Regions from separate parts of the Homo sapiens genome. Here region 2 is linked to region 1. The links are chromatin contacts, found by Hi-C or POLR2A ChIA-PET in ENCODE. All regions are on one chromosome and are shown on one strand. Each heading gives the region's core, a stretch centred on a gene start or an enhancer-like site at or near the end of the contact. The rest is flanking DNA. Distances are from core to core; before and after follow the strand shown. Region 1 overlaps RAP1B (RAP1B, member of RAS oncogene family). Region 2 has its middle 72 kb from the start of RAP1B.

Region 1 (6,039 bases), core at 2,480-4,979:
AGATCACACACCACTGCACTCCAGCCTGGGTGACAAGAGTAAAACTCCATCTCAAAAAAAAAAAAAAAAAAAAAAAAAAAAACAAGATGCCAGCCTAGAAATAAATGACCACCCCCCTGGTAAATTACGTAGCTAGTTTTGGTCTCCTTATTTCCAGATTTCATGTTTTATCACCCTGAGCTCCAAAGATGATACAGTATTTACTTTTAAGTGTATAAGGAAAAACTGAGTTTGGGCCTCAAACCAGCCCCAGGATTTCTTTATTTACCAATTATGAACTAGCCTCACTCAGTTCAGGAAGTCTCTTAAAATGTCAGTTATTTGGTTTCATCTTCTTAAAATGTAGAATTGCTTTATGTTATTTAAATATGGGTCCTTTTTTTTAATGAGTTAATTTGTTTGCTTTTCAAGATAATTTTGGATTCAAAGTTTTTAAGGTAACCTGGGATGCAAATTTTGCTAACTGGATTAATACAAATTTAAGTTTTTAAAATTCCATTGTTCAACTGTGTTTTATCCTGGATAGGATTAAAGCAGTCTTTAAAGGTAATCTGTTGTTGGCTTTAATGTTTTATAGTACAGTCTGGTGACACTTGGCTCACTAGTCCACATTTTTTGTATATTTGGTATATAGATTTTTTCCTTGGTAGTCACTTGTTTTTAACTTCTTTTTATATTTTACTTCCCAGTCTTAATCTCTGTAACCAATTTGTATAATCCCTTATACAGTTAGTCTCTTTATTTGTGGTATTATTTGAAGAGAAGTGTGTTTCCTGAGAGAGGATGTCATGTCCGTGCCCTAATTTTTAGTTACATGGCTTTTATTTGCATAAATAGCATGCGAGAAGGTAAAGGAAAATGTGGTTGCATCTTGTCCTGGTTGAGTGCCCACTAGTCTTAATGGATTTTCCCAGTTGTGCATACTTTAGGAGTAAGGATGTTGTCTTACGTTTATTTTCACTCCTTTTTAAAATGTGTATTGTTTTTGAAAGATAATGACTCCAAAATATCTATAATATCAAACAACCATTATGAAGTTAGAGAAATAATATTTAGATTATATTAAATTTTATTACCAGTGCAATTTATTTTTTTATAGTAATTAAGGAATCTAACTTTTTTTTGTTTTTTGAGACAGAGTCTCACTCTGTATGCCTAAGCTGGAGTGCAGTGGCGCAATCTTGGCTCACTGCAGCCTCGGCCTTCCAGGTTCAAATGATTCTCCTGCCTCAGCCTCCTGAGCACCTGGGATTACAGGCATGCACCACCAAACCCGACTGATTTTTGTATTTTTTAGTATAGACGGGGTTTCACCATGTTGGCCAGCTAGTGTCGAATTCCTCACTTCAAGTGATCTGCCTGCCTCGGCCCCGCAAAGTGCTGGGATTACAGACATGAGTCACCACGCCCAACCTAAGATGCTTTTAAAATTCCATTTATGTTTAATTCTTCAAAGTCTGGTACATGTAACATTATTATAACAAAACATTTTATAATTGAAAGGGACTTTAGGGATCTAGTCGAGAAGTCAAAAACTGCTGGACCAGGGTTCAGAGCTCTTATCTCTCAAATTGATTTTGTTGGTTTATACAATATTCATAATTTTTAGAATTCAAATGACTTTACCCGTAAAGCATTCACTCCCTACTTGACCACAGTCTATGTTATTACCTAATAAGACCTTAACTGCTTCAAGCGTTTACATGGTTACCTGGCTGATGTAAGTCATCTGAGTGTTCAGTATTTCCCCTTTCCCTCATTCCATCTTTTTGTAGACAAGGAATCTGGAAACCAAGAATTAAGTGATTTATCTCAAAATATACGACTTTTTAAATAGAGCTTCTTAAATTCAAAGTTAATGTTACTTTCTACAGCTTGTTGTCTCCTTAGAAAATAGTACAAGGTAATACGTAATCAAGTCCTAAAGTATTTGGTATAACTTGTCATGAAGGAGAATGATCACTGTGGGCTGAGTTAGTGCAAGAATGCTTCAGAGACATTTCCTTGACACTAACCTCCTAAGAACTGCATCTTGAGATATGCTGCCCTGATCTGTGTTGTTTTTGCTACACAGCTGAGGAAAAGAGGTACATATCCTCCTCTAAAGAGCTGGCACAGGAACTCACCAAAGGGCATTTTGTACATATTGAAAAACAGCACCTCATAAGACCAACTACATTTAGACTTCTCCAGAAATCCCATTTATGCCCCTTTTTGCAGAGGAAGGGGCTGGATTGACTCCCAAATCCAAATTTAACTTCAGCCACAAACTAATTAGCATGTCACCCCACCAAAGATTTTTTTTTTTTTTTGGGAGACTGAGTCCTGCTCTGTGCTAGGCTGGAGTGCAGTGGCACAATCTCAGCTCACTGTAGCCTCTGCCTCCTGGGTTCAAGCGATTCTCCTGCCTCAGCCTCCTGAGTAGCTGGGATTACAGGCATGCACCACCACAACCGGCTAATTTTTGTATTTTTAGTAGAGATGGGGTTTCACCATGTTGGTCAGGATGGTCTCCATCTCCTGACCTCGTGATCCACCCACCTCAGCCTCCCAGAGTGCTGGGATTACAGGCATGAGCCACCATGCCCGGCCCAAAGATGATTTTTTAAATGCTCAACAGGACAAAGCCTAATGGTAGTCTTTTGTTAAAAACAAAATTTAATATCAATCCATTGACAGGACTCTTTGTGTACTGAGCTATATAGTAATTTCACCTTAATAGAAGTTCTTCATAACCACCCCATATAAAACCATCCATTCTTATCTCTTTTTTTTTTCTCCATACTGCTTATCACAGCTGACACTTTATACTGACTTTGTTTCCCCCTCTATACCCTTTACTCCAGATTATAAATTCTGAGGACAGGGTCTTTCTTTCACTGCTTTATATTCCCACTGCCTAGAATAGTGCCTAACATATATTAGGTACTCATTATATATTTATTGATGTCAAATATTGATTGCTGTATTATAGTAGTGTTAATGGAAGGTGTCATTTCTTAGATTTTCTTTTCTGACCAGCACAGTTCTTGGGTTGATGGAGTATGTCCTCAATAAATCTCAGCATCAAATAAACAAGAATTTTCTTTTTAATACATAAATTTGTCATTTTGTTACGCTTTTTAGTTTCCTCAGTGATTTTTTAGAATAATTCTTGTTCATAATTTGGATCAGTAATATCTACAGTTGAATCTTAGGAAGAATGTTATAGGCAATCCAGAATGTTGGATAATTAAATCAGTTATTTGCATTTTGATGTGTAATATAGTGAACACATTTAGACAAAAAAAAAGCTACCCCATAAGACCAGTTTTTATTTTCTTTGATTCATGTCTTCAGGATTTTCTGTTAACTCAGAATTATTATAGCATTCATTATTGTTTTGTGAAAATACTAGTTAATAATCTCCGGTTAATGAAATAATTATCTTAGATAAATTTACTGAACTTAATGTAGAATATGTTTTTTGTTTCGTTTTGTTTTTGAGACAGGGTCTCACTTGTCACCCAGGCTGGAGTGCAGTGGCACAAACATGGGTCACTGCAGCCTCGACTCCTGGGCTCGAGTGATGCTCCCACCTCAGCCTCTCAAGTAGCTGGGACTACAGGTGTGTGCCACTACACTTGGCTAATTTTCATATTTTTTGTAGAGACGGGGTTTCACCATGTTGCCCGGGCTGGTCTTGAACTCCTCCTGAGTTAAAGCAGTCTGCTTGTCTCTGTCTGCCAGAGTGCTGGCATTATAGGCATGAGCCACCACCCCCTTCTTCCACTTTCATTTCAAACAGTTATGAAGCAGCCACTGAAACCGGACTCTCGACAATGCCAAAGGAGGTTTTGTTTTCTTGTCTTTCCATGTCTTTGCTGTGGTTTGCTCTGAAACTAGAATTAAACAGCTTTTTAAATTGATAAAAAAGAACCAATGCAAATAAAACTACGGTCTGTAGAGTAAATGGAAAAAGTTGTAGAAGTAATAATAAACTACTTTTAAACAAATGAGTAAGGTAGTAGATATTTTGCAAGAAGTAAATAGCCAAGTGTAAAAGCTGTCAGTTACTTTCATCAATCAGGTTAGTTGCAGTCACGCAAATTTTAGGTGATTATATAAGGAACTCAAATTAGGAATCTTTAAATGTAAATGACCTAATACTAAAAACTACCCAAAAAATATATTCAAAGATAAATAGAAGAAATACTTATGCATTTGAAAAAATCGATGCATTCCACAGTTCCTCTGAATCAAAGGTAAAAAAAAAAAACAGTGTAGAAAATACTTTGAACAGTAGTGGAATTTTTAGTATTTTGATAGCTTTCTTTAGAAATTTAATTGATTTTCTTCATCTGTAATCTTAGATTGTGTTGGAGAGGCAGTGTGAATCATGCATAAAGTTTATAATTGTGTATGTGCCTACATGATGTAGAAATTGCACCTTTTGGCTGATGAAGTATCGTATAGTTGCACTGTTGATAACATTAAGTTCATTTCGCATATATGCTACAGTCTTTTCTGTTTAACGCGTTGAGTAAAATGAAGATCCAGGAGTCCCTCATTAGTTGGTATAATTGGTTAATTCATAGACTAAAGATGAATACAAATGTACTACATTTGCAGATTAACTCATACATAGGCATATTATTGTTAACTAGCAATTCTTAACTGTACAGATAGTTTCAAACTGCATCCAGTTTTTACAAATAAATGCTCTTGTTTATAAGGAATACCATAAAGAGAGCACATGTAAATGAAGAAAATCTTGTCACTTATACTGGAAATTCAAGCGAGAATGATATTAAAAAAAAAGTTGTTAAAGGCAACACAAGAAGTTAAATGAAACTGAGTTAGCAATGAGAGATATTGGCTAATTTACTGTGCCTAAAATTATGGTGCTATTGGTCTACTGTATAATTATTATTTTTAATGTCCAGAATGTGTAATACAAGGGCCAGAACTTCCTCCTGGACTCAATTTTATAAATTCTCGATTAGTTGGTGAGGCCAATAAGGATACTTTTTCTCGTCTAATTTGGTTTCTGGGAAAGCTTCGTTCAAGTCCTCAGTGGTCATCTGATCAAATGGAATTAAGTTCTTCATCTTCTCCATCTGTTTCTCATATTCTACAATCCTGGCCTTTGAGAGAGACACCCACTCAGCACAAGATTTCACATCTTTTTCTTCGGCATCCACCTGCGCAGTATATTTATCCTCTGGCACGGGAACCTTCAGGGCATTAAACTTCTTAAAGTCATCCACCAAACCGGCCTTGGCCACGTTGGCCTTGTAGTAAGCCCAGTCGATAACCGGTGGATTCTCAGGTAAAGCAGCCAACCTGGAGGTGAGGGTCTCATTCCAGGATTTCAGGAAACTAGCAATGGCCTTTTGGTTCTGGGGTATGATCTCTGCAAAAGCTACTCAGTCAGTGGTTTTTAGAGCAAGTTTTCGCCCAGCCATGTTGGGATTCTTCACCGACCCTGGCTGCCCACGGTCCACTGCAGCCGCCTTTAACTTCTTGAAGGTTGTTCATCTTAAAATTTCTTTCAGAGTTTTTCTGTTGATTATAGTTTTTGTTTTTCTTCCAAAATCTCTTCACTTTAAATGGTAGTACATGGCAGTAATACCTTCTAATAGTCAGAACTCTTAATAATTTATAATATCAGGTATTCTAGTATTACTTCCTATCCTCTTTTTGACTTAATCCTTATTTTCTACTGATGTACAAGTAGTTAAAAATGAGCAAGCTTCTCAGAATGTAATCATTTACTTGTGGCACACCAGTTAAAGTACTAACTTAAGTCCTTTGCTACCATATTTATCTTTTCATTCTAGATAAATTTTTTGCTTGCTAATTGTAAATATTGCATTGATATAAGATAGGTATTTAAAATGTCAGTATTTACATTGAGTATTTCTTTTTCTATAAAGCACTTAAAATATATTTAATGTTGTAATTTTCAGTAGTTAAGCATCTCTTAGTCCTTTTTGAGAAGTGTTTTCTGAGAAGTAATTAAGACTTAAAGAATAGAATTAAACTTTAATTGATTCT
Region 2 (6,039 bases), core at 1,543-4,042, 100 kb before region 1:
AGGAAGTGGAGGGTGCAGTGAGCTGAGATTGCACCACTGCACTCCAGCCTGGGTGACAGAGTGAGACTCCGTCACAAAAAATAAATAAATAAATTTTAAAACAAAAGTAGTATTAAATCTTGTCAAATCTTGTAAACAGGTATTACTATCTAGCTTCCGCCACATAATTTTTTTCTTAAATTAAAAAAAAAAAAAAATGTGTTGAACTGGGTGTGGTGGCATAAGCCTGTAGTCCCAGCTACTTAGAAGGCTGAGACAGGAAGATCACTTCAGCCTAGGAGTTTGAGGCTGCAGTGCACTATAATTTTGCCTGTGAATAGCCACTGCACTTCAGCCTGGGCAACATAGCAAGACTTCATCTCTTAAAAACAAAAGTGAACTCATGCTTTTAATTACCCTAGCATGCAACCTAATAATGCTATTAACCCAAACTAAAATACAACATCAAAACATTTCTCCATATCAAAACTGAACTCTACTATTCTATCGTTTAATTGAATCTCTAGATTCACTTTGGTGTAGAGAGACTATAATAGTGAATTTTTTTCTTGCAAAGTATTCTGACAGGTATAATGTGATCATCATTTACATGATCCAAGATTAGGCTGATAATAAAAAGGAATTAGTTCAAAACACCAGCCTTAGAATCCCTCAGTACGTGTTTCCTTTATAAAAGTAACTACATTATATTTGTAGTGGCCTATGAGGATTTTGATAATCTCTGCAGCTTAGATGCTGAATGAAATGCATTCAATGATTCAATAAATACTTATTGTGCTCTGATTATGTGCCAGGCATCCTACAGCTTGAGAAACAGAGATGAATAAGGCACACTGGGTTCCTGTTTTCTTGGTCTTCATATCACAATGGTTGGCAGGCAGACCACAAACAAGTAAAAAATAAAAATATTCAAGATCACTTCAGATGATAATAAGTGTTGTGAAAGAAATCCAAAGGGTGACATGCAGGGGAAAACTTTATAAGGCGTGATCAAGGACAGTATCTCTTGAGGGGGAGATGCAATCTGAAACTTTGGGTCAGAAAATTCCAGTTGGAGGAAATATCTAACATATATTGAATCATTTCCTTAGGTCAGTGGTCCCCAGCCTTTTTGGCACCAGAGCCCGGTTTCGTGGAAGACAATTTTTCCACAGACAGTGGGGGATGGAGATGGTTTTGGGATGAAACTGCTCCACCTCCGATCATCAGGCATTCGTTAGATTCTCAAAAGGAGTGTGAAATCTAGATCCCTCACATGCGCAGTTCACAATAGGGTTCAGGCTCCTATGAGAATCTAATGCCGCTGCTGATCTGACAGGAGGCGGAGCTCAGGCAGTAACGCTCCCTCACTCTCCGCTCACCTCCTGCTGTGCGGCCCAGTTCCTAGGAGGCCACAGACCATGCCCTGGGGTTTGTGGACCCCTGCCTTGGGTGATATCCCATTATTTTTGTACCCAGAAACCCCTAAGACACACTGTAAACCATGATCAAATATATTTCTACCCTTTGTCCATTGGCTTCAACTGTGGTCCTCTAGGTTTGATCCTAGAATAGATATGATGATCGTGTGCAAAGTGTTCAATATGCTGACTCACCTTCATTTGCACTCTAGCAACCTTGGCTAATGAAGAATCATTTGGGGAATATTAGATACCATTTTGACCCTTAATTTATCCTTCATTCTCAGGGACTTTGAATTAATTTTGAAAAACTAGTGTTGAAATGTAAGGTTAGGATCTCAAAATTCTTTGTTAGTCTACTAAAGAATCATTTTTTTCCGTCAATTAGCCTCTTAAATTCACATTAGCCAGACATGGTGGTGGACCCTGTGGTCCCAGCTACTTCAGAGGCTGAAGCAGGAGGATCACTTAAGCCCTTGAGGTTGAAATTACACTGAGCTATGATCGTACCACTCCACTTCAGCCTGGGCAACACAGCAAGACCCTGTCTCTAAAGAATAATAATAATAAATTAATAATTTAAAAAACATTATGTTGAAGTCTGGCCAGTTCAATGACTGGAAAAGCAACCATGATATCTTGTATTTATAGAGTCCTGTTTCCAAGTAACCATCCATGAAGCAGCTTAAGACTATCCACAGTAGCTTCCCACCCATGACAGCAGTGATTCTGCCCATAAACTAGCTGGTTTACCCAAGATTCCATCAGAGGCCCTCTAGCTCCCACAAAGATTTCATTAAAAGATATCAATAAAATCTAAACTATTTTATTTTTGGCAAAAGTCTTTTGGTAAAAGGCATTTTTGGTAAAATATCTATTTCATACTTTATTCTTGCTCTTCAAACTTCCAACATATTTGTTATTCTTCTAGCTGCTGAGAGTCTTATTGTTTTGCTGAGAAAATAAATAGAGGCAATCAGAAAAGAGCTTCCAAAGACTACATCAAAAAACATGTCCCCGTGAGCACCTAGAGGCCTCCCCATAATTTCTAAAAAAAAAAATCCTACAAGTTTATTTTTAGAGTCTGTTTGCCTCCAGTCTTAGGTCCATACATGTTAACCTTGATATACTCAATTGATCTAGACACAAGCCCAACCCTTACCCACGCTTCTACCAAAAAATAAAATAAAGTAAAATAAAAAATTAGTTGCATCAAGTACTTAGCCAGCTCAGTCATTTTAGCAAAGGCTTGTGCGGGAGGATGGAGAGGAAGAGTCACGTTGAGAAGATGTTCTCTGATTGGCTCCAATGCTCCTCCCCTCCCAGGCCCTCTGGACGCCCTTGCAAGTTACAGCCAAATTGCTCCCTTTGTCTCAGAAACATTCCGCCCACACCCTGGCCCCTCCTGGGATCTCTTCTACTTTAGAAGCTCTTATCAGGGTATTTTTCAGAGTAATTACATTTCCCTTTCTGAAGGAATTCTGGTGCCAACTGTTAATAAAATAACATTCCTCCTCCTTATTACATGGGATGCACCAATTTTTATCCTGGAGCAGCTTCCAGTGTTAGAATAGACAGCAGGAGATTTCATGTATTTTAGAGCTTAGTAAACTTAACTTTTACCAAAAATAAAATAGTTTAAAAACAAAATGGAGCCGCAGGGAGGAGTACTTAGAGGGGCGGAGCTAACAAGTGGTTTTCCACGTTTGCTCAAAGTGGGGGCTGTTGATGTGTGTGGTTTGTCACCGCAGGCTTCCAGAGCCAAGTTACATAAAAGAGCAGTCCCTTTCACTTTCTAAAGGATTGTATTTTGCTGCAAACTGTGACCATGCATAATGAGCTTTTGATACATTTCTTTTAAAGTGCATGGTATAACCATAGGGTTTTGCATTTTCGGGTCCTCCCCTCTTAATTGAAGGACTGGCACACACAAGATGACATCACAAATTCCTTAGTTTCATTAAAAACAGTGACTACTCTATCCACTTAAGTTATGAGAATTGCTTTTCTAAAGGAAATACATTTATCGGGAGCCACAGAAATTTTCTAAATATAGGGTAGCTTCCTGAAACAGTAGAAGCAAGTGCCTTCAGGACAGTTTATTTATATAATTTAATGGAATTTGATTCCTTTGAAATTGGCAAGTAAATATAAGTAAAGGGAAAGCTGTCTGTTATTTTTTATGGAAGTATTTCATGAAGATCTTAGGTTTCATATCATTACACATTCCTTGGCTCAGTTGATAATGGGCACGTAAACTACTTTATGCAATTGAAAGGGGTATACTTTTCACATAATTTGGGGGTGTGATTATTATTCAAATATATGTGCCTAATTATTACAAACACCCTTAGAATTAATTTATCTGGGCCAGTATTTTCATGATTAAATCCCTCCCCCAATCCTTTCTTGACCCCTGCTTGGTAATTAAATCACATTTTATTATAACAGTGCTTCTTAATAAGACAGTCAATTCTTGCAGTGTCCCTGCAATAAAATGCTCTTCCAGAGCACAGTCTGCACCATCTAGATGATTTCTACAGCCAGTACCAAAGGGCCATTTGTCCCAGGCAGGCATTGAATGACCGTACCCTTTTTAAAGCAGTTCTCCTTAGCAAATGCCCAGTTTATGAGGCCTTTCTACTAAGGGAGGAGACCACCCCTCATATTTTCTTATGCCCAATTTCTGCCTCCAAAGAAAGAAGAAGTAAAAACTAAAAGGCAGAAATGAAATCCACAGTCAGACAGCCCTGCGCCACACCCTGGGCCTGGTAGTTAAAGATTGACCCCTGACCTAATCGGTTATGTTATCTATAGATTACAGACATTGTGTAGAAAAGCACTGTGAAAATCCCTGTCCTGTTATGTTCCGTTCTAATTACCGGTGCATGCAGCCCCCAGTCACATACCCCCTGCTTGCTCAATCAATCACAACCCTCTCATGCAGACCCCCTTAGAGTTGTGAGTCCTTAAAAGGGACAGGAATTGCTCACTCGGGGAGCTCTGTTTTTGAGATGTGAGTCTTGCCGATGCTCCTGGCCAAATAAAGCCCTTCCTTCTTTAACTCGGTGACTGAGGGGTTTTGTCTGTGGCTCGTCCTGCTACATTTCTTGGTTCCCTGACTGGGAAGCGAGGTGATTAACAGAAGGTCAAGGCAACCCCTTAGGCGGCTTAGGCCTGCCCTGTGGAGCATCCCTGCAGGGGACCCCAGCCAGCTTGAGTGACGTGGATCCTGAGAGCGCTCCCAGGTAGGCAATTGCCCCAGTGGAACACCTAGTCAGAGTGGTGCATGGCAGGCCCCTGCAGAGGATCAACACAGTGGCTGAACACCAGGAAGGAACTGGCACTTGGTGTCCGGACATCTGAAACTTGGTAAGACTAGTCTTTGGAACTTGCACACTCCTTTGGAGTGGAAGCGTGGCCTGATAACCCACGGCATGCCTGTACCAGCACTTTGGTTTTTGTTTTTGACTTGACTTGGATTGCTTGATACTTTGGTTTTGGTTTTGACCTGGCTTGGATTGCTTGATACTCTGATTTTGGTTTTGATTCTGGTTTGGTGTAAACTGTAAAAGTGTGTGTGTACCCTTTTTACCCATTCTTTGTTTTGTGGTGTGCGTGTGGTGTGAACTTGGTGTTTTGCCTCAAGGAAGCATGGGTCAGGCACAAAGTAAGCCCACCCCACTAGGAACTATGTTGAAAAATTTCAAGAAAAGATTTAAGGGAGACTATGGAGTACTATGACACCAGGAAAACTTAAAACTTTGTGTAAGATAGACTAGCCAGCATTACAGGTGGGTTGGCCATCAGAAGGAAGCCTGGATAGGTCCCTTGTTTCAAAGGTATGGCACAAGGTAACCTGTAAGCCAGGGCACCCAGACCAGTTCCCGTACATAGACACTTGGTTACAGCTGGTTTTAGACCGCCCCGCCACAGTGGCTGAGAGAACAGCAGCATAAGCGGCTAGCAGAGGCAAGGAAAGACCAGCAAAGAGAGAGAGAGGAAGAGACAGAGAAACAAAGAGGGAGTCAAGAAAAGAGAGAAAGAGAGAGAGAGGCAGAGAGAGAGGAAGAGACAGAGGCAAAAGGAAAGTCAAAAAGAGAGAAAGAACAAAAGAAAGAGAAAGAAAGAGAAAGAAAGAAAGAAAGAAAGAAAAAGAAAGAAAGAAAGAAGAGAAAAGAAAGAAAGACAGAAAGACACAAGTAGTTAAGGAAAAAAAAGTGTACCCTATTCCTTTAAAAGCCAAGGTAAATTTAAAACCTATAATTGATAATTAAAGGTGTTTGCTGTAACCCTATAACACTCCAATACCACTTTGTTGTCAGTGTAAACCAGGGCATATCCTGAAAGCACTGAGGCCTTCCTATCAACAATCCTTAACCCAGTAACCCACAGATGGCCCAAATGCATTCAATCTGTAGCAGCAACTGCTTTGCTAACAGAAGAAAGTAAAAAAATAACTTTTAGAGGAACCTCATTGTAAGCACACCTCACCAGTTCAGAAGTATCCTAAAAAAAAAAAAAAAAAAAAAAAAAAAAAAAAGATGGTTTAACATTAACCACTGAAAATTGCCTTAACCCAGCAGGTTTCCTAACAGGGGATCTAAATCTTAATTACCATACAAAGGTCCAACCAGAC

Evidence for each region. A loop is a pair of places that touch in the nucleus more often than their neighbours do. ChIA-PET counts read pairs that join two places held with the same protein, here RNA polymerase II (POLR2A). Pooled maps may share reads with other maps.
Region 2: a loop to region 1 is called in a pooled map, with 2.8 times the contacts of the local background. The contact joins two enhancer-like sites. A Hi-C loop is called at or near these places in 7 of 50 pooled maps. POLR2A ChIA-PET finds 5 or more read pairs at or near these places in 6 of 52 experiments (CD4-positive, alpha-beta T cell, Panc1, T-cell and 2 more).

The regions. Positions count from the first base shown.
Region 1 is chr12:68,637,547-68,643,585 of GRCh38, forward strand. The region is part of intron 1 of RAP1B (RAP1B, member of RAS oncogene family); the gene reads left to right. It also overlaps the pseudogene ATP5PDP4. Among named protein-coding and RNA genes, the nearest start is that of SNORA70G, 13 kb to the left of the region's middle. RefSeq lists an enhancer at 3,610-3,739. Within about 2 kb of position 3,730, at least 4 of the 41 ENCODE cell types and tissues checked have a DNase peak (open chromatin) inside an H3K27ac peak, as active enhancers do.
Region 2 is chr12:68,536,184-68,542,222 of GRCh38, forward strand. No RefSeq gene overlaps it. Among named protein-coding and RNA genes, the nearest start is that of RAP1B, 72 kb to the right of the region's middle. RefSeq lists an enhancer at 2,424-3,386. Within about 2 kb of position 2,793, at least 18 of the 41 ENCODE cell types and tissues checked have a DNase peak (open chromatin) inside an H3K27ac peak, as active enhancers do.